Linked DNA regions of Mus musculus: regions 1 and 2 are each linked to region 3. Evidence: chromatin loops called from intact Hi-C (ENCODE). Cell type or tissue: heart. All regions are shown on one strand. Each heading gives the region's core, and the rest is flanking DNA. Links, peaks and the distances in the headings are about the cores only.

What was found. Peaks named below come from ENCODE experiments on the same cell type or tissue, not always from the same donor. Only the 100,000 strongest peaks of a DNase experiment are listed, where the experiment ranks them.
Region 1: a loop joins it to region 3, with 2.9 times the contacts of the local background. A loop is called at or near these places in 3 of 42 quality-filtered maps.
Region 2: a loop joins it to region 3, with 3 times the contacts of the local background. A loop is called at or near these places in 7 of 42 quality-filtered maps.

What each region holds. Positions count from the first base shown.
Region 1 is chr2:127,210,433-127,218,490 of GRCm38, reverse strand. It overlaps Snrnp200 (small nuclear ribonucleoprotein 200 (U5)), which reads right to left. Exons shown (of 45, transcript NM_177214.5): 3 at 7,626-7,797; 4 at 6,699-6,891; 5 at 6,087-6,142; 6 at 3,586-3,684; 7 at 2,290-2,442; 8 at 2,038-2,137; 9 at 1,742-1,878; 10 at 1,179-1,262; 11 at 926-1,099; 12 at 481-618; 13 at 1-138. Among named protein-coding and RNA genes, the nearest start is that of Snrnp200, 6.1 kb to the right of the region's middle. In heart, for the core only: no CTCF peak of the experiment used is centred there; no DNase peak of the experiment used is centred there.
Region 2 is chr2:127,220,357-127,228,414 of GRCm38, reverse strand. Snrnp200 (small nuclear ribonucleoprotein 200 (U5)) reads right to left here. Exons shown (of 45, transcript NM_177214.5): 15 at 6,477-6,670; 16 at 6,161-6,284; 17 at 3,685-3,834; 18 at 3,222-3,332; 19 at 2,278-2,409; 20 at 1,932-2,120; 21 at 1,273-1,470; 22 at 386-538; 23 at 190-270. Among named protein-coding and RNA genes, the nearest start is that of Snrnp200, 16 kb to the right of the region's middle. In heart, for the core only: a CTCF peak has its summit at 5,745 (motif pointing right); no DNase peak of the experiment used is centred there.
Region 3 is chr2:126,811,160-126,819,217 of GRCm38, reverse strand. Trpm7 (transient receptor potential cation channel, subfamily M, member 7) reads left to right here. Exons shown (of 39, transcript NM_021450.2): 24 at 2,274-2,458; 25 at 4,398-4,530; 26 at 5,810-6,522. Among named protein-coding and RNA genes, the nearest start is that of Usp50, 32 kb to the right of the region's middle. In heart, for the core only: no CTCF peak of the experiment used is centred there; no DNase peak of the experiment used is centred there; H3K27ac peaks cover 920 bases.

The sequences.
Region 1 (8,058 bases), core at 711-5,710, 400 kb before region 3:
CATCTCCTGGACCAGGGACCGCATGGGAGCTATGTAGATGATCTTGAAGTCATCCACATTGATTGTGCCGTCCATGTTGATGTGTTTCCCTATCTCTCGGAGCATACACATCAGGGCCACGTTGGTCTTGCCCGCACCCTAGACGGGGGCAGAGACAAAGCCTCTTCATCTGCTATGGGCTACCACCAAAACAGAACTGACCCTGGGACTGCCCCAAGTAACACTGCCCCAGTGGGTTGTCCATCACAGAACAGAGAATAGCCAGAGGTGGCATGCTATACCTTTAATCACAGCACTTGGGAGGCAGAGGCAGGCAGATCTCTATGAGTTTACAGGCAGCCTGGTCTATATTGTAAGTCAGGTCTAAGGCTACATAGAGAGACCCTGACTCAATTGCAAAGAATAAGTCCTAGTTAAGGATTAGTATTTAATTTGCTACCAAAACATTTCAGGAAGAAAAGGAGGCAGATCAGTACTTACAGTGGGAGCACACAGCAGCAGGTTCTCATCAGTCTCCAGGGCAGCACGGTAGAGCTTACTCTGGATCCGGTTCAGCGTTTTGAAGCCCTCAAATCCTGCCTGGGCATACTTTGGCAGCTTCTCCACCGGGAGCAATTGCTAAAGGAAGAAACATCCCACACTTTATGCTCCTGGATCCTTCAGCAGGCTGCCCATTTTTACAAGATCACTATGATTTCACTTTGATTTCCCCATGATTTCATTCCCTGGCAATCGCCATTCATAATTCTCTACTCTAAACCTGTACAGAGAGATCACTATTGCTTCCTGGTCTTGGAATGGGAAAACTCTGGAATAGTTTCCACTCCTAGAATAAATTATCTTTGAGACTAGGTGACATTTTAGTTAATGGCTAACCGCCAAACTGGAAGACAGACACAGAGAACGGAAAAGGCGATTCACTCACTTCTTCTGAGCCAAAGGGCTTGGGCTTCAAAGCAGGCACATGCACCTCTTCATAGCCTTTACGCTGGCGTCGGAAGGACCCGTCAGGAAGCTGGCAGCGCTTATTGGCCATGAAGTGGCTTCCTTGGGTAAAAACAAGGTCCTCCAAATCCAGAACCTGCCTTGGAGCCAGAGCCTGGAAACAGGCAAAGCACAAACAGGCTTAGCAGGTGAGCTTTCCAGCCACAACAGCCTGCGGACAGCCCGGCACTCACCTCTCCACCCTGGTCCAAATCCATGGTTTCCAGATCTGTGTCCATTCGGGACTGACGGACTCTCTCTCTCCGGGACCTTTCTTCCTGCAGCAGGGGAGAAGAAAAAGCACAATCATGTACATTGTTCGCCTGAGTGCTTGTCCCGTGCAGTCCCTTCTGGATTGGGCTTCAATCATGGTGCTAAATCATGTATCCCCAAACCAAAGACATCACTTTATTTTGAGACCTGCCAGAGACTATAAAAATAAGTAAATAAATCAGTCAGAGGTAGCAAACACAGTGGTGATGCAGTGTTCTAAAGAGGAACGTCAGAAGCAGACTGTCAACAATTAACCACCAAAGGCAGGGAGGAATGGTGTTCTACATTAAGCAGACATGCTCTTTTCCCAGGTTGTAGTAAACAGGTTCCCCATGGCACTGGGGATGAAAACAGGATCTCAACCACAGAAATGAGTGTGCTGACTCTAACTTGCACCCTGAGCAACTCCAGAGAACGCAGAGATATGGTTCATTACCTCAAACACTGAACAAGGAACAAGACGGACAGACAAAACAGTCCTTACTCTGATCAGGTCCTCCTTCTCAGTCTCATGGAGCTGATAGAGGAACTTGGAGAGCTCTGGATCAGCTTCCATCTTTCCCACGATCCTCTCCTTTTCAGGTTCACTCTGAGCACTGGCCAACAAGGTACAGTATAAAACTGCCAAACACAATAGGGAGAGAAAGTTGCAGACAGTGAAATAAAACCTCCTTTTATTCCTGAGCAAACAGAAGGTAATTAGATACTGAAGCCAACACAATCCAGCAGACTCTTGCGCGTGCGCACACACACAGCAAGAAAAGTGCATAGTCTACTCACTCATCATCCTGTGCTGCCGCAACACTTTAATGAAGTCAAACGTGTTGAAACCAAGGAGCAAAACCAGTTGGTTCTCACATTCTCGGTCATCACTTGCTGTCTGGAGAGAGAAAATAAGACTGTATGAGTACAGCCATCTGCAACCTCAAACACTGTCCCTGCACTGTCGGCACTGCAGTAAGCATAGCTGCCTTCCAAACACTGACCCTTTCTGACAAGACACATGGAATACAAGTACTATTTTATCCATACCTTCAAAATCTCCAACACCTCATCTGCCTTCTTCTGTGACACAATGGCATCATCATAGAAACGACTGAGCTGTCGCTGCAGCCAGAAGGCATCGATATCCCGAGGGTGCAAATCCTTCTTCTTAGAACTCATCAGTTCGCCTGAGGCTACAAGCTAAGAAGGAAATCAGGCATGTGGCTCACTAGGTCTCTTCATCATGCTCCACCCAAGTTACCTACCATCCCATAGGCTACCTGCTGAGGCCTTTCCAGAAAGCAGCAGCTCTATTACACTGCATTCAGGAGCACACCAGACTAAGATTTCATTAACATGTGTCTTTGGGAAGAGAAACAACTGACTAATGTCCTAAGAAAATCAAAATACTGACTGTTTAATAAGGCTCAAACTGAGGTTGGTGGAACACCTGCAATCCCAGCACTAAGAAGGCTGATGCAGGAGATTCCAAATTCATGGCCAGTCTGAGCTGCCCAGCAAGTTTTATGTCAGAAACACACACACACACACACACACACACACACACACACAAAACACCACTGGCACAGGTCTGTAAATTTACCCCACTACTTAGAAAGCTGAGTTGACAAAGCTCCAAGACTTGCATGAGCTATAGCGTAAGTTTAAGTCCAGCTCAGACAACTTTGTGAGGCCCTTTCTCAAAATAAAAATGTTTTTAGTCTCTTTAAATACTGCTCTATAACTCAGTGCTAGAGCATTCACCATGCACAAGACAGTAAGTTCAACCCCAGAACAACAAACAAACAAAAATAAAATACTCAGAAGGGCAATGGTGGTGCATGCCTTAATTCCACCACCTGGGAGGCAGAGGCAGGCGGGTCTCTGAATTCAAGGCCAGCCTGGTCTACTGATCAAGTTCCAGGACAGCCAGGGTTACACAAGGAAACCCTACCTTAAAAGACAAACAAAACACTCAAATACTCTTGTCATTACAATGTTATCTATGTATCAAATTTTAAAAACAACCCAAATACCCATCAAAAGGAAGTCTGGAAGGCAGGCACAGTGGTCCATGCCATAATTCCAGCATTCAAGAGGAAGGATGAGGAAGACATCAAAAGTTTGAAGCCTGCCTGGACAACAACAAAACTCCAAACCCCAAAAGCTGAGAACGATGACACTAGCTCAGTGGTGGAGCACTGGCCTAGCATGCCTGAAGCTGGGTTCAATCCACAGTAGCCACCACCCAGAAAAACCAACCACGGCTCAGTGAGTGTCTTAGTAAGAGGAAGTCCTTCACTTAGAAGCAAGCTGGCCTACACTAAAACAAACTGTACTTACATTAGCAGAGAGGGTGCAGCGCACAACAGCTTCGTCCCCTTCCATGTCATCATCAGAAGCTTCTTCTCGGACTTCCCCATACACATCTTCATCACCTTCCTATGGAGACAATGTTACCTGTAATACAATCTCAACACAGATGTAGAACTGGCCCTGTGTCATACAGGTCCTGCTTTCTATCACTCTAAGTAAGCTCCATACTTAGAACAACGGCTTTGGGGTAAAGCCAATAGTGTATCAACCATATTCCAGGAATATCAATGGAATGACCATTTGGAATGGGTTTATTAGATGTATCTATCCTCTTTTCTGCTTCTCACCTTAGCTGCAAATATCAAACACTGGGATCATATGCTCCTTCTGAAACACAGATAATATCAAACTAAGACTACTGGCTAATGGAGGAGCTATGAAGACGAATACACAGGAAAGTAGATTGTGAGCCAGAAATGTAGACATCATGCTTAGTTTGCATAATCTCAACTGTGGACTGTGGACTTAAACATCATGTTCAATAATTAACATCTGTTAAATAAATTGCTACGAGCAAGGAAATCTGTATCAGGTTGTTCCTAATTAAAACTACAAATTAACAGCTGGGCAGTGATGGCACATGCCTTTAATTCCAGCACTCAGGAGGCAGAGGCAGGTGGAACTCAGTAAGTTTGAGGCCAGCCCTGATCTAATGAGCTAGTCCAGGACTGCCAAGGCTACACAAAAGAAAACCCTGTCTGGAAAAAAAAAGAAAGAAAAAAAGAAAGGAAGGAAAGAAAGGAAGAGAAAAGAAAAACTCTACCAATTAACTATTCTGTAGGAAGTAGCATTTTGTTTTACTAAAACAGAAACCGAGGCAAAATGACCTGCCTAAGATACAGGCTCAAACTCAAGATTCCTTGGCTCTCAGTTCAGTGCTCACCCTGACTCCAGTAACATCTTATCTTCCAGGACATTTCAGGACTGGTACTTTCTTTTTCAGAACACAAACTCACTCACTGAAAACTCTAAAGTAACCAACTTTAAAAATGACAGGCTGGAGAGATGGCTCAGCTGTTAAAAGAACTGACGGCTCCTTTGAAGGTCCCGAGTTCAAATCCCAGCAACCACACAGTGGCTCACAACCATCCATAATGAGATCTGATGCCCTCTTCTGGTGTGTCTGAAGACAGCTACAGTGTACTTATTTACAATAATAAATAAATCTTTGAGCAGGAGAGAGCAAAGGTCCTAAATTCAATTCCCAGCAACCACACAAAGGCTCACAACCATCTGTACAGCTACAGTGTTCTCATACATAAAATAAATAAATCTGAAAAAAAAATGACTTAAGAGACATGTAGAGAATTTCACTATGTAGCCTAGCTGGCCTCAACCTCTTGACTGTTGGGAATGTAGGCACTGTGTTACCATTCCTGGTTCAACTTTCCTTTTTCAATTGTCCCACTATTCATATTTAGTTATAATCTAGAAGTGGCAAGCTTTAACCCCAGGAGCTGCTACAACAGCTAAATAGCCAAGTACAATTACATCCATACTCTTAGGTGAATATGCATTCTTAAACTAGCAATTAGCCCACAACTCGAAAGCCGTGAATTACTATACTATGGTTAAAACACTCCAGCAGGACACAACGTCACTGAAGATGTGCTTTATCTTTTTTCTTTATTGATTAAATGGGTTCTGACAATTTCATGCACGCACACAATGCATACCAAGCTCTCTCTCTCTTTTTTTTTAAAGATTTATTTATTTATTATATTTAAGTACACTGTAGCTGTCTTCAGACACTCCAGAAGAGGGCATCACATTTAGTTACAGATGGTTGTGAGCCACCATGTGGTTGCTGGGATTTGAACTCTGGACCTTCGGAAGAGCAGTCGGCGCTCTTAACCACAGAGCCATCTCGCCAGCCCCCATACCAAGCTCTCTTACTGCAGCTCCCCACACCTCACGGAGCCTCCTCTTCCCTACACATCTGTTTCTCACACTCATGCCTCCTTGTGTTATTTGTGACCCACTGAATTTAACCATCAGAGACCAGAAGGCTTAGAAGTGGTTACAGGACTGAAGATAATGACCCCCTTTCCATAATCTATCAATAACCAATAGTTAGGTAGCAGGGAGAAGACTCCTCCCCAATCTCTGACTGGGTGTTGACAGGGCCAGTCTTGGACAGGCCCACAGTAAGTAAGTGCAGCTGCTTGAGTTCATGATTGCAATAACTGCACTGTGCCCACAGGATGGCATTTCTCAGTCCTCCTTCCTACTTTCATTGGTCTATCTGGTTTATTATAAACTGTCAGTGTACACCTACTAGTTTAGATTAGCTTCTAAAAGAACCTAACGTGAACCACAATAACTTCTTAAGCAGAATGACACAAAATTTGTAAGTATACCACAAAACACTGTAAAACGCATTTAGCTAGGAATTTCAGTTTATGAGAAGAGCTCCCACTACCTTGGTAACATCACACAACAGAAGGGATCCATTTAAAGCCACTCACCTCCTCATCAGACTCAAACTGCACGTTCACACCATAAGTCTCATCAATGTTGTCATCTGAGGAGATGTGGGATTACAAAGAGAGGGCAGTGGTTAGTGTGGAGACACTCAAGCCCATTTCCTCAGCTGCCTGGCTTGCTTACTCTCAGGCCAGAACACACAGACTTAACCAACACGAAAACAAGCACCAAGGCCTCTCAAGCCTGCCAACCTGGATTCTACCCTGCTCTGCTTCTTCAGCTCCTAAGCCCTCCCTGCTCTCTCTCACTGTCTACACAATAGGTCTCAATTTAAAAATGGCTGCCAGGGTGGCAGAGATAGTTCAGCTACTAAAGGATAAGGCTCACAACCAAACATCAAGAGATAACTCTCCACTTTATTCTTCTTAGGTGGGTTTTGCTTAGGAACCCTGCAGCTGGAACTTGCTATGCAAACCAGGCTGACTTGTTGGGATAAGCCTGTGCCAAAAGGCCTGCAGATCACCATTCTCTTTAAGCAACACAACATAAGCTATGGAAACAATGCTATTCTAAAATTTTAACAAAGATGCTGAGTATTCAACAGAAAGGCCAACAACCACAAAACATGGTCTGGACACAAAGAGCTCAGGTACCCATATTCTGTATCTCCTTGTCGCCACCGTAGTCTGTGATCTTCTTGCCCAGGTTTACCAGCACATGGTATCTGGTATCATCTGTCTGACCCAGCAGCAGGTCAATCTCCCGTCTTCTCTCCTTGTCTCGAAGCTTTTCATTCTTCAGCACAGCCAGGACTTCATCAGCTGCTCCACAAAGAATATCTCGAGGCTGAGAATACAAACAACGTACAACAATAATATGTAGAAGGGCACTGACCAGCTTTGTGACAATATAAAGTAAAGAAGCATGCATCTTCAAAACTACACAAGCTGGAGATGTGGCTCACAAGTTAGGACTGCGTTGCTTTTGCTCTTGGGTTCAATTCACAGCACCCACATGATGGCTCAAAAGAAAAATCACAACTCAAATTCCAGGAGATCTGAAACCTCTTTTGCTAAGGGTACTGGGGCTATATGGTGTATATACATACAAAGCAAACAAGAAAATATGCAGCATCCTGGGCTTTGAACACTCGTTAACAGGACACAGTGGCACAAGTCTGCAATCCTAGCACATGGGAAGCAGCAACAAAACCAAAGTTCAAGGTCATGCTTAAATACATAGTGAGTATGATGTCAGCTTGAGCTGCAGGAGACCTCATCTCACACCAACAAACAAAAGCAACCTTCAAGCCTAGAGGGAGCTGTTGAGGACTTAACACAGTGTTGCCTCATGTGCTTAAAACTAGTGAGCTCCTGGAGACAGCCCGAGCGCTTGGGCGTGGGGGCATAGGTGGTCTTCAGAAGCAGAAGACAACTTGCACAACAGCTTGCCACATGTCTCTAGGTGAAAGAGGCACTCAGCAGCCTGCCTCTGACCTGGAACATGTTCACTACTTCTCTGCTCGAATGGTACTGCCCTCCCCATCCTACTGGGAAAATCCAGAGGTAAGACTGGCTCACCTGATCTCCCAGCGCAGCCTGGATGAAGCTGAGCAGCACCTCGTAGGTCTCTCGGGTCTCCTTCGTCTTAGGCTTGTAGATGATGCCCACCATCTCATCAATGCCCTCAGACAGCAGCGTGTAGCCTTTCATCTTGTTCATGTCATGCCGGTCCTCATCACGTTTTCTCCTCCTAAAGGACATACAACATGATGCTGAATGGAAGAACTGGCCATTCCTAAGCCAAGCTTACCCTTTCTATACGTCTAATATGTGAAGGCAGGAACATGAATCAAAATGATTAACTCCTACCAGACCTTAGTGATTTGAAGAAGCACTTCTTTATGGGACAGATTTATAGAAAGAAAATGTGCCATCTTCTGATATGCTGTTACAATGAGATACAGTCTCCATTATCTTAAAATGTACATCTTTTTATATCCATATGAGATTT
Region 2 (8,058 bases), core at 2,643-7,642, 410 kb before region 3:
TGGTTATTATTCCATATAAAATATATGTGAGAAAGAAGCAGAGTAGGACAATTGGGAAGCAGGGGTCCGACCAGTCGTACAGCACATAACAGGTCAACCTCTAACACTCCCCAAGAGGAGAAAGAATTGTACAAGTTACCATTTGTGAAACCAAGTTCAAGATTCATCTCAAAGTGAAGACGTGCTTACCTTAGCGCTGGGTTCCTCAATGCTCTCCTTTACAGGGATGGGCACTCTCTCCAGCAACTTCTGCAGCTCCAGCTTCTCCTCCTGTCTCAAGGAAAGACAGGTCTTAGAAAATCCACAGGGCAAGGATGAAGGAAAAAAGAATCCAGCAGCCTGGCAAGGGTCCTAAACTCCTGGCCTGCCAGGCTCACAGGCTCACCTCTCTTACAGTGATGTTCTTGAACTCTGAGGACAAGGAGAACACTCGGAAAAGCTCAATCTCACTCAGAGTAGGCTTCAGCAGCTGGTTGTAGGTCTGCACAGTATCATTGGTGATATAGTAGTGACTTGCTATCCGGCCAAGTTCTGTCACCTAGAAAGAAAGAAGACTCAGTAAGAGATCAGCCCCCAGCTTCTAACATCAAGTGACTGTCCTACGAGGACAACTGCTGCTCGATTCAAGCAACTCGGCACAATAAGAAAGATGATACAACAAACTGACCAATGCAGAAGTGATACTATGAAAGCAAACATATGCCTTAGCTCAACCTGATTTCTGAAACTTAAAACTTTTCAAACCTAAGGACTGGAGAGACGGTTCAGTGAGAGGAGGTTGCTCATCCAGTTGACCTGGGGTTCCATTCCCAGCACCCATATGGTGGCTCAGGAGCATCTCCAGTCCCAGGGAGCCACTACCCAATTCTGGCCTCTATGGGGACCAGGCACTCTAGCTTCCATGGGGACATGTGCTACACAGACAAACATGCAAACAAAACACTCATACACATAAAGTAATAAAAATTTAAAAGAAAGGTGCGGTGGCGCACGCCTTTAATCCCAGCACTTGAGGGGAGGCAGAGGCAGGCAGATTTCTGAGTTCGAGGCCAACGTGGCCTACAGAGTGAGTTCCAGGACAGCCAGGGCTACACAGAGAAACTCTGTCTCGAAAAAAATAAAAAAATAAAAGAAAATAAACATTTGAAAGTTAAGTTCATAGCTCACAGGGCACTGTTTAATCTAACTAGACATAGGTAATTAGATGGGCAATACATAAATCAAGGACCTAAACATTTGCTAAAATTTTCTCAAAAATCACACGCTAATCACCTGGAAGTTGCCTGTCTTCTTGTCGTACTTGACCAGATTGTTCTTGTCCAGCATCAAGGCAGCAGTGTGAACAAGATCGAGTCGGCGCTGGTCCAGCAAGGGATCTCCCTTGAGGTCATCATGAGAAATGCCATAGAGGGTAGGGGACCGGAGCATTCGGATGTATAGGTAGGCATAGCCCAGCCAGTTCACTGCATCCTGCAAGACAGCTCATGGTGTTTAGCATGACGACCTGCTCAAGTCCAAACAGAAGCACCACAGATAGCTTGGACACTAATTCTTTTTTTTTTTTCTCCCGAGACAGGGTTTCTCTGTGTAGCCCTGATTGTCCTCAAACTCAGAAATCTGCCTGCCTCTGCCTCCCAAGTGCTGGAATTAAAGGCATGTGCCACCACTTGGACACTTAATTCTTAAGCACAAGGACCCACATTACAATGTATTCTGAATGTTTTCAGTATTTCAATTTAAAAAACCCTTTCAAGTATCTTAAACATAAAAGGAACTATATACCACAAACCCACGAAGCTTGCCCTGCATGAGCTGTGGTCCAAAGCTTGAGACACTGCTGGACCCAAACATCCTCACAGGAGTTATGTCACTCTAAGTCACCTGAGTCATTGAGGAAAAGTGTGAAGCTCTGAAGACAAAGCTTTCCCTACCTTTGCATTCTGGACATTGCCCAGAACAATTTCCGCATTGAGCATGTCAGGCAGCTTGGAGACCATCTGGCTCTCGATAGGCAGCTGCTGGTTGAGGAGGGAGAGGTAGTACTGGAGCTCCCCATGGGATGTGATGAGGATGCCTTCACCCTTGGTGTCATACTGCGGCCGTCCAGCACGGCCCAGCATCTAAGGCAGAAGCAATAAAAGAAAATGTTATGGCAACGCTTTTGACTCAACAAGTTACACACTTTAGAACTTGGTCTTGATCTGCCATCTTTGCAGCATCCTTGGACCCCAGGCCCAGGAGTTCATCCCATTGAGAATCATCTCAGAGGCTCTGTACCTGCAGGATATCCAGTGCTCCCAGCTCTGTCCAACGCCCCTTCTCTGGACTGTACACTTGGGTACCTTTAATGATGACTGTATGTGCAGGAAGATTTACACCCCACGCCAGAGTTGCGGTGGAAACTAAAACCTGCAGAGTTTGTAAAGAAGGATAATAAGGACAACAGACCCCACCATAGCAGGGCCATATCCTTCGCTTGTCTGGTGCCTGAGCTTAACCGGAGGCAGGAGTGGATGTATATTTCAGTACTCAATGTGACACTGGAGCAAAAAGGAAAGCATTTCTTCAGTCTCTTACATATTTGAGAATTAACATACCAAGGTTCCAGAGACATAGGTCAGAAGTTTAAACTTGTATTTATCAACTCAGTTATAAAACATTCAAAATCTACCAACCTGGAAGAGGGAAAGAATGTGGTCCTGACACTGTGAATTACACTGTAGAGTTCTATGAAGCATCCATCCTCTCTTATGCAGTGTATGAAGTGTGGGGAGAGTGAGCATAACTATCACAACCTTCCAGCCTGGGCTAGGCTAGCTGGTCCAGATCTCAAAATGTTTAGAGACGGAGACCGGCTCAGTGGCTGGAACATGTACTACTTTTGCAGAGGACTAGGCTTCAGGTCCCAGAACCCACATATGCTCACAAGAATATGTAACTTCAGTTCCAAGGGATCTGGTGCCCTCCTCTGGCCTCTGAGAGCATCTGCATGCATGTGGTGCACATAAACTCGTTCAAGTCTCACACACACACACACACACACACACACACACACACACACACACACACAAATACATATAAATGACTCTCTTTTTAACAAAAGGTTAGAGATAACACTCAGGGCAGAGCTACAGACAAGTCTCTCAGGGCAGAGCTACAGACAAGTCTCTCAGGGCAGAGCTACAGACAAGTCTGTTTCTACTAGGTTTGCCCCTCCTCACCTGAATATGCTTGTCAGCAAAAAGATCTTCTACAAGTGTTCGGTCAACTCTAGTCATGCCTGCATGATGAATAGCAAAGCCATAGGGCAAAAGATCCTTCAGCTCCAAGTTCTGTGAACAGAAACAGAGTGAGGCCGGCCTCCTGCTAGGACTCCTCCAAGGCCAAAAGGAAGTCCCATAACCACACAGTCCCTTTTAACACACTTATATTCTTAGGTTTGTATATATGCCTGTGTGTGGCATGTGTATGAAAGTCAGTTCTCTTCTTCTACTATGTGAGTCCCAGAGATTGAACTCAGGCCATTAGGATTGGCGACAGGCACCTTTATCTGCTGAGTCATTTCCCTAGCCCCAAGAAAATGACTTTTAACCTGCCTGAACAGAAGCACTCAGTACATATGGTCCCAAAGGACTCTACCCAATATGGAACCAGTCACCAGAGAAGCAGATGGTCCCTTCTTACCTTGCACTGCTCTGCTTCTGTACGAAGGACTTCAGTGGAGGCAGAACCCTCGCGAAGAAACAGACCCAAAGTGTCCTTCTCCAGACACATGTCACGGATTGCCCTTGCTGTCTTCCCAGTTTCTTTTCGAGAATGGACAAACACGAGCACCTAAGAAGAATCATGCAAGAGCTAAAAGGTGCACCTTCAGCAGCTGCTCTCAGAGCACCAGGGCACCAGCTACAGGAAGCAGAAGCTGCTCCACTAGAAACAGAAGCGATGGGTTAGAAAAGTGTCTATGGCAAAAATACATGCTAGTTTGGAAAGAAGTCTAACAGGGCTGACAGTACCAAAGGGAAGCTGGGCATGGTAACTCCAGCTCTAATTCTGCACTCAAGGTCACAGCTAAATTCCAGGCTATGAGTAGGGCTACACAGAGTTTAAGCCCAGCCCAGGACACACAGGGGAAGGAATGTACCAAGGATAGTGGCACAGTCTCACAGCTAAGAAACTAAACTAACCCTAGAATTCTACATTGAACAATAAATCTAAATACACAGTGTATTGAGATTCAAAGACCTCAATCAAGAATATGGTCAGAGCCTTAGCAAGTCTAAGCTAAATAAAGGTGTATTTTCAAAATAATACCAAAACTATTACATTATTTATAAAAATATTTAAATAGTTTGAAACTAGTTCCACATTATATGAAACAGTCCTCCTGAGATCTAGTGTCCTGAAGTCCTACCCTGTCATATAAACTCCTGTGCTTTTTATCAGAAAAAAAAAATGCATAGCTTCTTACTGCCTACCTTATTTAATACTGCTAACTAAAAACTGTTATCAAAGTAACATTCAAAAAAAAAGAGAAAGAAAACAAATAAATAAGTGAACAAACGAACGAATGAAATTATATGTCGGGCAGTAGTGGCACACTACTACTAGTTAGCAGTATTAACTAAGGCAGGCAGTAAGAAGCTATGCATTTCTTTTTCTGGTTAAGAGCATTGACTGCTCTTCTGGAGGTCCTGAGTTCAAATCCCAGTAACCACATGGTGGCTCACAACCATCTGTAATGAGATCAGATGCCCTCTTCTGGTGTGTCTGAAGACAGCTACAGTTTACTTACATATAATAAATAAATCTTAAAAAAATTATTTTGTGTGTCAGAGTAGTGATCAACTCTCTCCATCACCAATTATGTTCTGGGGATCAAACTCAGGTCACCAGTCTTGGGGGCAAGCGCCGTTACCTGCAGAGCCATCTCACTGGCCTGATTTCACTAGGTTCTAATAATTTTCAGCTACAGTTTTGCTATCTTATAGACAGACTGGTTTTTCTAGTTCCACCAATTTGGGGGAGGATAGTATCAACTATGAAGTTATCATTTACGATCACAGGACTATTCAAATTATCTTTCATCTAGGCTATAGTGATAGTTGTTTTCAGGAAATGATCCAATTCTTCTAAGTTATAAGTTTATTTAGTTATTGTTAATTTTTATTTACTTTATGAAATGAATGTTTTATATGCGCATATGTCCATACAACATATATATGCCTGATGTTCACAGAGGCTAGGAGAGGTCAGATCTAGAGTTGATAGACTGGTCTGAGCTTCAATTGTCCTTTGTGAGTAGACAATGCTCTTAACCACTGAGCCATCTATCTACCCCATAAACTGGCCAGTTTATGAGTGATTGTTGACAGTATTCCATCTCCCATTTATGCAGTGATGGAAAATGCAATGAACCGGGGTCAACATGCTATGTATATGTTCTACCACTGAGTTCCATTCCAAGTCCCCAGTCATTTTTTGGATTTTTTTTGGGGGGGAGGGGAGTGGGACCATGAGGGGAATAGGGGTAGGGGGGTACCATTGTATAATCCAAACTGGCCTCCAGCTGGCTTGAGGTCCTCCTGCCTCAGCAACCTAAGCTATGGTATTAGAGGCATGTGCTGACTCTCCTAGCTCCTGACCATTTTCTTCTTCTTCTTTTTTTTAAGGTTTGTTTATTTATTTATTTATTTATTTACTATATGTAAGTACACTGTAGCTGTCTTCAGACACACCACAAGAGGGCATCAGATCTCATTATGGATGGTTATGAGCCACCATGTGGTTTGCTGGGATTTGAACTCAGGACCTTTGGAAGAGCAGTCAGTGCTCTTAACCACTGAGCCATCTCTCCAGACCCTGACCATCTTTTAAAGCAGCTGTAGTAATATAGTAACTCATATTATTTCTGATCACTGGTGAGTCATGCTATTACCTTGTCTATTAGTTTAAGTTAAAAATGGAAAAGGAGCTGGGCGTGGTGGAGCACACCTTTAATCCCAGCACTTGAGAGGCAGAGGCAGGTGGATTTCTGAGTTCAAGGCCAGCCTGGTCTACAGAGTGAGAGAGTGAGTTCCAGGACAGCCAGGGCTACACAGAGAAACCCTGTCTCGAAAAACCAAAAAAAAAAAAGGAAAAGGTTCAAGAACCATCCACAAACCTGATTTTTTCCAGCATGTTCCATGATTTTCTCATAGACTATTTCATTCATGATCTGGAAACGTTTGATAGCTTTTTTCTCTGTGATGCCCACATATGTTTGTTCCAGAGGCACGGGGCGGAAGCTAGAAGTTCAACAGTTATACAAATGAGATTTCTGGCAGAGAACACTGTGAGAGAAGTTACTTTCCATTGACCTAGAAACAATGCTTTCTAAAATACACACAGGAACCCTAAAACTCAATAGTATGCTCCTTAGAGAAGAGTAGGGAACAGGAAGACTGCCTGGGTAACAAGTTTCCAGTTTCTTTTTATACCTGTTATCAAAGTAGAAGAGGCCCTTAGCAGGGTCGACTCGCAGAAAGGTGGCCACATCTTCATAGTTGGGGAGGGTAGCACTGAGACCAATGAGTCGGACATCTTCTTGGGTCATCTCAATGTTTCGGATGGCCCTGGCCACCAAAGCTTCTAAGACAGGACCTCTGTCATCATGTAGAAGATGGATCTCATCCTAAAGAACAGAAAGATGCAAACTGTACAAGTATACAGTCTTAACATGCCGAGTAAAGACAAGAGAGGGACCCTTAAGCCAAGGAATCCTAAAGAACAAAGACAGCTTTTAGTAGAAATATACACTGAGTGTGGACTGTTTAACACTTGTGAGTGAGTCCTTTGATGATACCACAAATCTCCTTACAAATACATGACGGTTCTGACCAGGTTAGAGCAAAGAAGCCTTCCCTTGTGGGCTTTACGCACAGTAAGTTTACACCGCCAACAGCAGTGCTTCTGAGATACAGTAAGCACTGGGAGAACTGCGGATACTGTGGGCAGGCCAGGGACTCAGCACCCGTAGGAGCGGCTGTCAGAGAGCAAGGCTCTAAAAAAGAGGTGAGCAACCTTTTCTTCAAGGGCTGAACATCTGGTACCACACACGCAATACTGTAGGCTAGTGAGCCATGTAACCCTTGTTAAAAAATACTCAGTTCTGGGCTGTCAAGATGGCTCAGCAGTTAAGACCACTGTCTGCTCTTCCAAAGGTACTGAGTTCAAATCTCAGCAACCACATGGTGGCTCACAACCACCCATACTGAGATCTGATGATACCCTTTTCTGGTACATCTGAAGACAGCTACAGCGTACTTATGATAATAAATAAATCTTAAAAAAACAAAAAAACAACTCAGTTCTGCCACAGCCACAGCAGGACAATAATAGCTATAAGAAGTGCATAAACCAATCTATATAACTGTGTTCATTAAAAGAAAAACTTATAGCTATAGTTTTGCCAACTTCCACTTTGAACACAGACTATGAACTACTTTCCTGCTTTCTTAGACAGCTTAAAGAATCAAGCTGGAGGCCAGGGAGACTGCTCAAAGAGTAAAGGGACTTGGCTGCCAACCCTGACGGCTTGAGCTTGATTCATAGAGGACACGCATGGTGGAAGGGGAACTGACATCCACAAGTTTTCCTCTGACCTACACACACACACACACACACACACACACACACACACCATGCAACATCACAGAAAATAAACACATGCAATTAATTACAAAAAGCAAAAACAACAAAACAGATTCAACCGTCAGGCTCAAAGTCCACTCCCTGTAGATACTTCTATGTAAAGGGAATGCAAAGTCCCAATTCCTTACTTATCCTTTGTGACAATGGATTATTTTATAAAGAAACATTTCTATCGTCTTGGAGGACAAAATTATTTTTGTGTGTTTTCATTTGATTCAAAATATTTCATATTCTATAGAACAAGTTCCAAGATAACCAGGACTACATAGAGAGTCTTTCCCAAAAGCCAAATTAAAAAAAAAAAAAAATCAGATATAGAAAGCAATGGGGCATGTGGCAAACAGCATGCATGTCTAAGAGGCTTCCGTT
Region 3 (8,058 bases), core at 1,599-6,598:
TTATCTTAAAATTTATTTTTTATTTTATGTGTTTGGGGTTTTTTTTGCCTGCTTGCATGTTTGTTCTACATTGGTTCAGTATCCATGATGAATATCCATGATGGCCAGAAAAGGGTGTCAGATCCCATGAAACTGAGTTGCAGACTGTTTTGAGCTTCCATGTGGGTGTTGCAAATCAAACTCTATTAATGAGCACCCAGAGCTGTTAACTGCTAAGCCCTCCAATTTATTTTTACGTTTATTTCACTGAACCTGTAGATTATCAGTCTGGATAAGCTGCCTAGCCAGTGAGCCTGTGTGGTCTGCCTATCTCACTGTGCCTCAACATGTAGTTTGCTTATAAAAACAATCTCTTCGAAAACAAACAAAAGGGCTGGTGAAATGAGTTGGTAAGGATACTTATCAACAAATCATGACTTTAGTTTGATTCCCCAGGACCTACATGGTGAAGAGAGTTCTGTTCATAACCTGTACATGACACTTGTAAGGAAGAAAGATATTTTTTACATTTTTAATCTTTATCAGCAAATTTTCCTAGGTTGCTAGGGAATTACAGAAAAACAAAGAACACATGTAATTTTACTTGGTTTTTATGTGACATTCATGTATCATTTTTGTGAATATAGAAATTGTAAGGCTGGAGAGATGGCTCAGCAGTTAAGAGCACTGACTGCTCTTCCAGAGGTCCTGAGCTCAATTCTCAGCAACCACATAGTGGCTCACAACCATCTGTAAATGGGATCCGACACCCTCATCCGGTGTGTCTGAAGACAGCGACAATGTACTCACATATATAACATAAATAAATTTTTTTAAAAAAAGAAAGCAATTGTAGTTCTCAAAATAATCTTACAGTTTTAGTTTTCCTTTTTTCTTTCTTTCTTTTTTTTTTTTTTTTTTTTTTCTGTGTGTCCCTGGCTCTCCTGGCACTAGCCATGTCGACCAGACTGGCCTCAAAGTTACTGACATCCGCTTGCCTCTGCCTGTTGAGCACTTGGGTTAAAGGTGTGTGCTATCACCACCCAGGTGCACTTATCAGTTTTGAATACTATGTCATTCTCCACAATTTAGACCATATTTCAAGCCAATATATTAAAACTGCCCAATTAGATTATAATTTTTTGTTACAAAACATTTTTACAAAATGTTTTATCTCATCTCTAAATTCTCAGAACTGTTGAGAATATGCACTTCCAGGGCTGTCTGGCTTTAAGTCAGAGCAAGGCTCTGTCCCTAGCTTCTTGCTGGCACCAGACTTTTTTCTTTATTCACTTGATAAGTTAGGGTGTCTTTTTTAGTAGCTCAGACTAAAGTTTGAGGTGGTGGTGATGGTTTGTGTGCATGTATGTGCATATATATTGGTCCATGCACACATGTAGAGAAACAGGATAAGAGGTATTTTATTCTCTTGAGGCAGGGTCTCTCACTGAGCCTAAAGCTTGCCATCTCACCTAGATTGGTATCTAGAGAGCTCTTAGGATGCACTCTCTCTGTCCCACAACACTGGGGCTATGTTACATGTGCAACCAGACCTGATTTATACTGTATGCTAAGCATTTAAACTCAGGTTCTCATGCTTGCATAGCAAGTACTCAACCTCCAAGTGATCTCTCTGAGGGTGTGTCTGTGTCTCCAGAGCCTTGGCTGTCCTGGAACTAGCCTATGTATAAACCAAGCTAGACTCGAACTCTCAGAGATAGATCTGCTTCTGTCTCCCAAGTACTAAGGTTAAAGGCATTTGACACCATTCCTGCTGAGGTTGAATTCTTGATCCTCCTGCATTTTATTTTAGCGTTCCAAGTTTTGGAATTACATGCATATGGCATGGCTTTCAGCAAGATTTTCTTTTGTTTTATCCATATACATAAATTTTTTAAAAACTTAAAAGTCATTCTTTTTCCCACTCAGTTTTCTGACGTCTCTTATTATGGTACAAAACAATACTAGCCATTTGGTTGCATTTTTTTCCTAAGATTTATCTTTATTTATATAAGTGCACTGTATCTGTGTTCAGACACACCAGAAGAGGACATCAGATCCCATTACAAATGGTCATGAGCCACCATGTGGTTCCTGGGAATTGAACTCAAGACAGTCAGTGCTCTTAAAAGCTGAACTATCTCTCTAGCCCACCTTGGTTGCATATATTTGTAATTACTTTTTTGTTATTTAAATGAAAGTATCCTTGAGTATATAGTGAAGAATTAAATATGCAGGATATAATTAATGTGCAGAATATAATTGTCTGCTTTTTTTTTTCTTCGTTATTCTAGTAATGTATATTTACAAGTGAAGGCAATTTCCAATATTGTATGGAAGTATCAGCGGTATCATTTTATTATGGCTTATCATGAAAAACCAGTCCTGCCTCCTCCTCTTATCATCCTCAGCCATATAGTTTCACTGTTTTGCTGTGTATGCAAAAGAAGAAAGAAAGATAAGACTTCCGATGGGCCAAGTAAGTGAAATATAGAAAATCTTTTTCTTGATTCTCAATATTATACTGAAAACTAAGTATTGATTTTTTTAATTACTGTGAAAAGTTAAAATTTGCAAAAAATATAAAACAGTTTTTAGATACAAGTTGAGTATCTTCAAATAAGAACTATGAAAACTTGAATGTTGAAAATCAGTCTTTTTCAGAATTAGATCAAGAACATAAAGGATAGCTATGAAATCAAACTGGCCAGAAGAGACGACTAGAATTTAAAAAATAGTAGATTATTACAAATGCTTTAAACATCAAATGTTTAACCAGATACGGAGAGAAAATAAAGGAATCTGTTTAAGTAGTTTGATACATGCCAAGGACCTTTTGGTTGATTAGCACACCTACTGCTACTTTAACATTATTCGACCAAGCCGGGTTCTTGAGTATTTTAAGTATACTAGTCCTCTTACCTGTCCCATGTAACTGTTACATTAGCCATACAGAGACATAGAGTTATGTCTGGATCAGGATCGTGCTGTCCTGCTTAACTAACTATGGGTTACTATGACTAACCCATCCTAGCTATGTGGGGTTTTATACTATAATATTTGATAGTAATATATGACCCCTTCCCACATGCACAAAGTGTGATGTTTCAACCACAGGGGAACTGTGAATGAGAATTGCAGAAAAGAAGCTGTGCCTGCAGAGGCAGGCTGACTGATTAACATGCCAGTCACTGTGCAGAGTGTGGAATGTTGTGGGTTATTTATCTTGGGCTATTCTTAGCCTGCTAAATAACCGTTCCTTGCAGCCATCCCCCACTTCCCATCCTGTGTCAGACTTAACATCCTGATTACAGATAGAACAATTTAATATGTGTTGACTTTAACACCCTAATTTTCTACCAGTCAAAATACTTAAGTCATATCTGAGCCTTATAGCTAAGATGTCTGTTATGTGTATTTGAAAAATGTCTTGATTTATGACTATCTGTTCTGGTACTATGAAATCCTCATGAATTTGCTTTTATGTTTGAACATGGAATTTGGGGTAGTTTAAATCTCTGTTTTGGGGCCATAATTCATATTTGGCTCAGAGTAAACTATTGTTCATTAAACAAAAGCAAAGTAATACGATACATACAAAAGTCCATTTAGATTTAACTTCTTTTGGAGAATGGTACTTACGGGTTATTGTTGTTGGGAAATGGTATCTAAGGGTTTTGATGTTTAAATGGTAATGTAAGCTATATCATTTTACCTGTTCTAGAAGCCATTCTTTTTTTTTTTAAGATTTATTTTTTTTAATTATATGTAAGTACACTGTAACTGTCTTCAGACACTCCAGAAGAGGGAGTCAGATCTCATTACAGATGGTTGTGAGCCACCATGTGGTTGCTGGGATTTGAACTCCGGACCTTCAGAAGAGCAGTCAGGTGCTCTTACCCACTAAGCCATCTCACCAGCCCTCTAGAAGCCATTCTTAACATTCTGTTAAAAAAAAAAAAAAAAAAAAAAAAAAAGAGTGCATCTTTATACTACTTAGGGGTAAATCACCATGTCAGTTGTACTTAAATTATCCATGGTTTTCTTTCTCTGATAAGATATGTGACAAGAGAGCTGAGAGAAATAGAAAAGGGCTATAGTAAGAAAAGTGGAATTAAAAAAATATGTAAAACTTGGTGGGCATGGTGGTACTAGTCTGTCACCCCAGCTTTGGGAGGCAGAAACAAAGAGGTGTCCATGAGTTCCAGGCTAGTTTGGTCTGCATAGTGAGCTAGGACAGCCAGGCTTTGTAGAAAGACCCTGTCTATTGGATGGATGGATGGATGGATGGATGGATAAGCTGTGTAGAGGGCCCCTGTTCAAATAGATAAATAAAAAGGCAACCGTGAAGTCTGAAAACCTGGTAGAGGTAGCCTTTTATGTTTTGTGTTCTAATTTCTTTCTGGGCTTCTCCTTAGAACTTTTCTTAACAGAAGAAGATCAAAAGAAACTCCATGATTTTGAAGAGCAGTGTGTTGAGATGTACTTTGATGAGAAAGATGACAAATTCAATTCTGGGAGTGAAGAGAGAATCCGGGTCACTTTTGAAAGGTTTGTATGCTCTTTAATTATTTTTGACTGTATGTCAGAATGAATCCTGTTAGTTGATACATGTTCGCTGTTCAGTTTATTTTAAGAAGTAAGAAGTTTCATATTTACACCTTGAGAAAACAGGTCTACTACATTTAAACCCAGTAGATACATTTTATTTTAATTTTCATAAATATATTTTTAAACTTTATTTTTATTTTACATGAATGGGTACTTTGCCTACTGGTTTGTGTGTGTGTGTGTGTGTGTGTGTGTGTGCACATGCACATACATACATCTTTCTCTTGGAGGTCAGAAGAAGGCATTGGATCCCCTGGAACTCTGGAACTGTTGTTACAGACAATTGTGAGCCACCATGAGCATGGTGTATGAAAGACCAGCAAGTGCTCTTAAGCACTCAGCCACTGTTTAACCCATTTTATTCTTAGTGGTGCTGAGGGTCAATTCCAGGCCTCACTCTTGGTTAAGAAGTGTACCTCTGAGTCTGGTACTTAGCATTAGTGCTCTTAATTTTTTGACTGTAGTTGCAAAGGAGAGAAGAGTTGGAGTTCTTAATTATTTGAGAAGAGAAAATAAAACTGTCATGACTATTTTAAAGCTTTTATTTCCTCACAATTTTTTTATTTCATAGTATAAGCATATGGTGTTTGTGTATGACACTGATGGTGGGCCTTTGTATATGCAGGTGTATATAGATTTTGTGAATAGACTCAATAGCTTATGAAACAAAGTTTGTTTTTAAATTTTGTGTTTTAAGCCAGGTAGTGGTGGTGCACACCTTTAATCCCATCATTCAGAGACAGAGCTAGGCGGATCTCTTGAGTTCCATAAATGAGGCCTTCCGAGTCTAGAGTGCAAGTTCCAGGACAGCCAGAGAGACCCTGTCTCCAACACAAAACCCTTTGTGTTTTAATTATGATAGCATTGCCACTGCACCCTTCTGAAATGCAAGGTGTGATTTATACAAATTCATAACCATACTTTATTTTTGCAATGTATTTGTTAAAAAGTAAGATTTCTCTTACTCCATTATCATCCATTTAGACTATAAAATATAATCTATTTATAAAAAATTGTTGTACCTGTGTATGGATGATGTGAGGCTCATATGCCTTGGTGCAAGTGTACACATTAGAGCACAACCTTGCAGAGATGTTCTTTCCTTATGCACTTATGTGGATTCCTAAGCTCTCAAACTCTGCTCTCCACTGAGCCAATCTCCTTGTCCCATCTACATTAATTTTAACATCTGTAAAATGCCCTTTTTATCCCCCTACAGAGTGGAGCAGATGAGCATTCAGATTAAAGAAGTTGGAGATCGTGTCAACTACATAAAAAGATCATTACAGTCTTTAGATTCTCAAATTGGTCATCTGCAAGATCTCTCAGCCCTAACAGTAGATACATTGAAAACACTTACAGCCCAGAAAGCTTCAGAAGCTAGTAAAGTGCACAATGAGATCACACGAGAATTGAGTATTTCCAAACACTTGGCTCAGAATCTTATTGATGATGTTCCTGTAAGACCTTTGTGGAAGAAACCTAGTGCTGTAAACACACTGAGTTCCTCTCTTCCTCAAGGTGATCGGGAAAGTAATAATCCTTTTCTTTGTAATATTTTTATGAAAGATGAAAAAGACCCCCAATATAATCTGTTTGGACAAGATTTGCCCGTGATACCCCAGAGAAAAGAATTCAACATTCCAGAGGCTGGTTCCTCCTGTGGTGCCTTATTCCCAAGTGCTGTTTCTCCCCCAGAATTACGACAGAGACGACATGGGGTAGAAATGTTAAAAATATTTAATAAAAATCAAAAATTAGGCAGTTCACCTAATAGTTCACCACATATGTCCTCCCCACCAACCAAATTTTCTGTGAGTACCCCATCCCAGCCAAGTTGCAAAAGTCACTTGGAATCCACAACCAAAGATCAAGAACCCATTTTCTATAAAGCTGCAGAAGGGGATAACATAGAATTTGGAGCATTTGTGGGTAAGTGTGGCAAACTCTTACTGCATAATAGTGTTGCTTTTCATGTCAGAAATACTACCTTAGAAAAGTAATTAGCTAACTAATAAAAATGGAGTATATAGTCAGGATCAGAAATATTAAAAAATCAATTGAATTGGGCTGAAGAAGTATATTGCTAGGTACGTGCTTGGTGCCATTAACTATTTAGACTCTGTCTTTTGAATTTAAACATGTCTTTAATTGGGTTTGTCAGTTATTGGAGGGATCTGACTGAAAGTAGAGGGCTCTTGGGAGGTTAGAAGCTGACACCAGTATGAATAGTGTATGACTTCATATACAAGCCAGGAAAGTGTTGAAAGTGAAAGGTGCACTGCAAATCATTATGTTAGGACTTACATGGGCAGCACACTCATTCATTACTTAACAGTGATGCACTAGGCAGCATGATCATATGAATAACTTTAATAAAACAGAAAAGAAGTGGTTTGCCTAATAGCAAATTTTATTTCCCTACCAATCAAACATATTTATGATTTATGTATTTATTTATGATCTACTCAATTATGGATCTACAGATGAAAGCGTGGCTTTTTAAAAAAATATTTTTATGCACATGAGTTTTTGCCTGTATATATGTCTGTGCACGATGAGTGTACCTGTTGCCCGTGGATGTATAGGGTCTCTTGAAAGTCGAGATATGGATGAGTAAGTTGTAAGCCACCATGTGGGTGCTGGGAACTGAACCTGGATCCTTTTCAAGATGAACAAGTACTCTTAACCACTGAGATATCTCTCCAGCTCCCTTTCCTACTTTTATCAGCTATCTTGCACACTACAGAATCAGCACAAAGGAGGTACCTCTATATTCTCTCCACCTTTTACACAATGTTCCCTGAGCATTGGCTAATGGGAGCGTCTCATTTAAGGGTTAGTATCCCAGTCACTTGTTCTCAGTATCTTAACCAATTTTGTGTCTCTGCACTGCCTGCTGCATAACGAAGCATCCTGTACCGTGGTTGAGAGCAACCCAAGACTGTCAGTACAAACATACATCTAGAAGGTAGCTTGATTCATCATCAGTTACCAAAGCAATAGTATTGTAAGGTCTACCTTATGGTCAATGACCTTCCCGGACATGGATTTATAATATCGGGCATTGATTGATACTTTGTATAGCAGGCCTCAGATCCATTAGAAAGCAATTTACTCCACAGCAGTAATGCCACCATTAGAGCAGAGAAAACTGGCACAAAAGAAAATCTTGTCATTGTAATTGCTTAAGTAATGGCAAAATACGCTCTTTTGGCAGTAATCCTAAATTAATAACATTTGTGAAAATTATTTGGCCAGGGAACTGATAAAGAACTAGACTATAATGAAATAAATAAATTGTGTGTGTGAAGAGAGTGTATAAAGGGTGGCTGGACAAGTCCCTGAAAAGCTTTGTTATGCTAGGAAGAAGCGTTGGAACTACACTGATTTTTATGCTTAGGGTGTTTTATTTAGATATTTTTGTTTTGGTTTTTTGTTTGGTTTTTGGAGGCAGGGTCTTGCTAC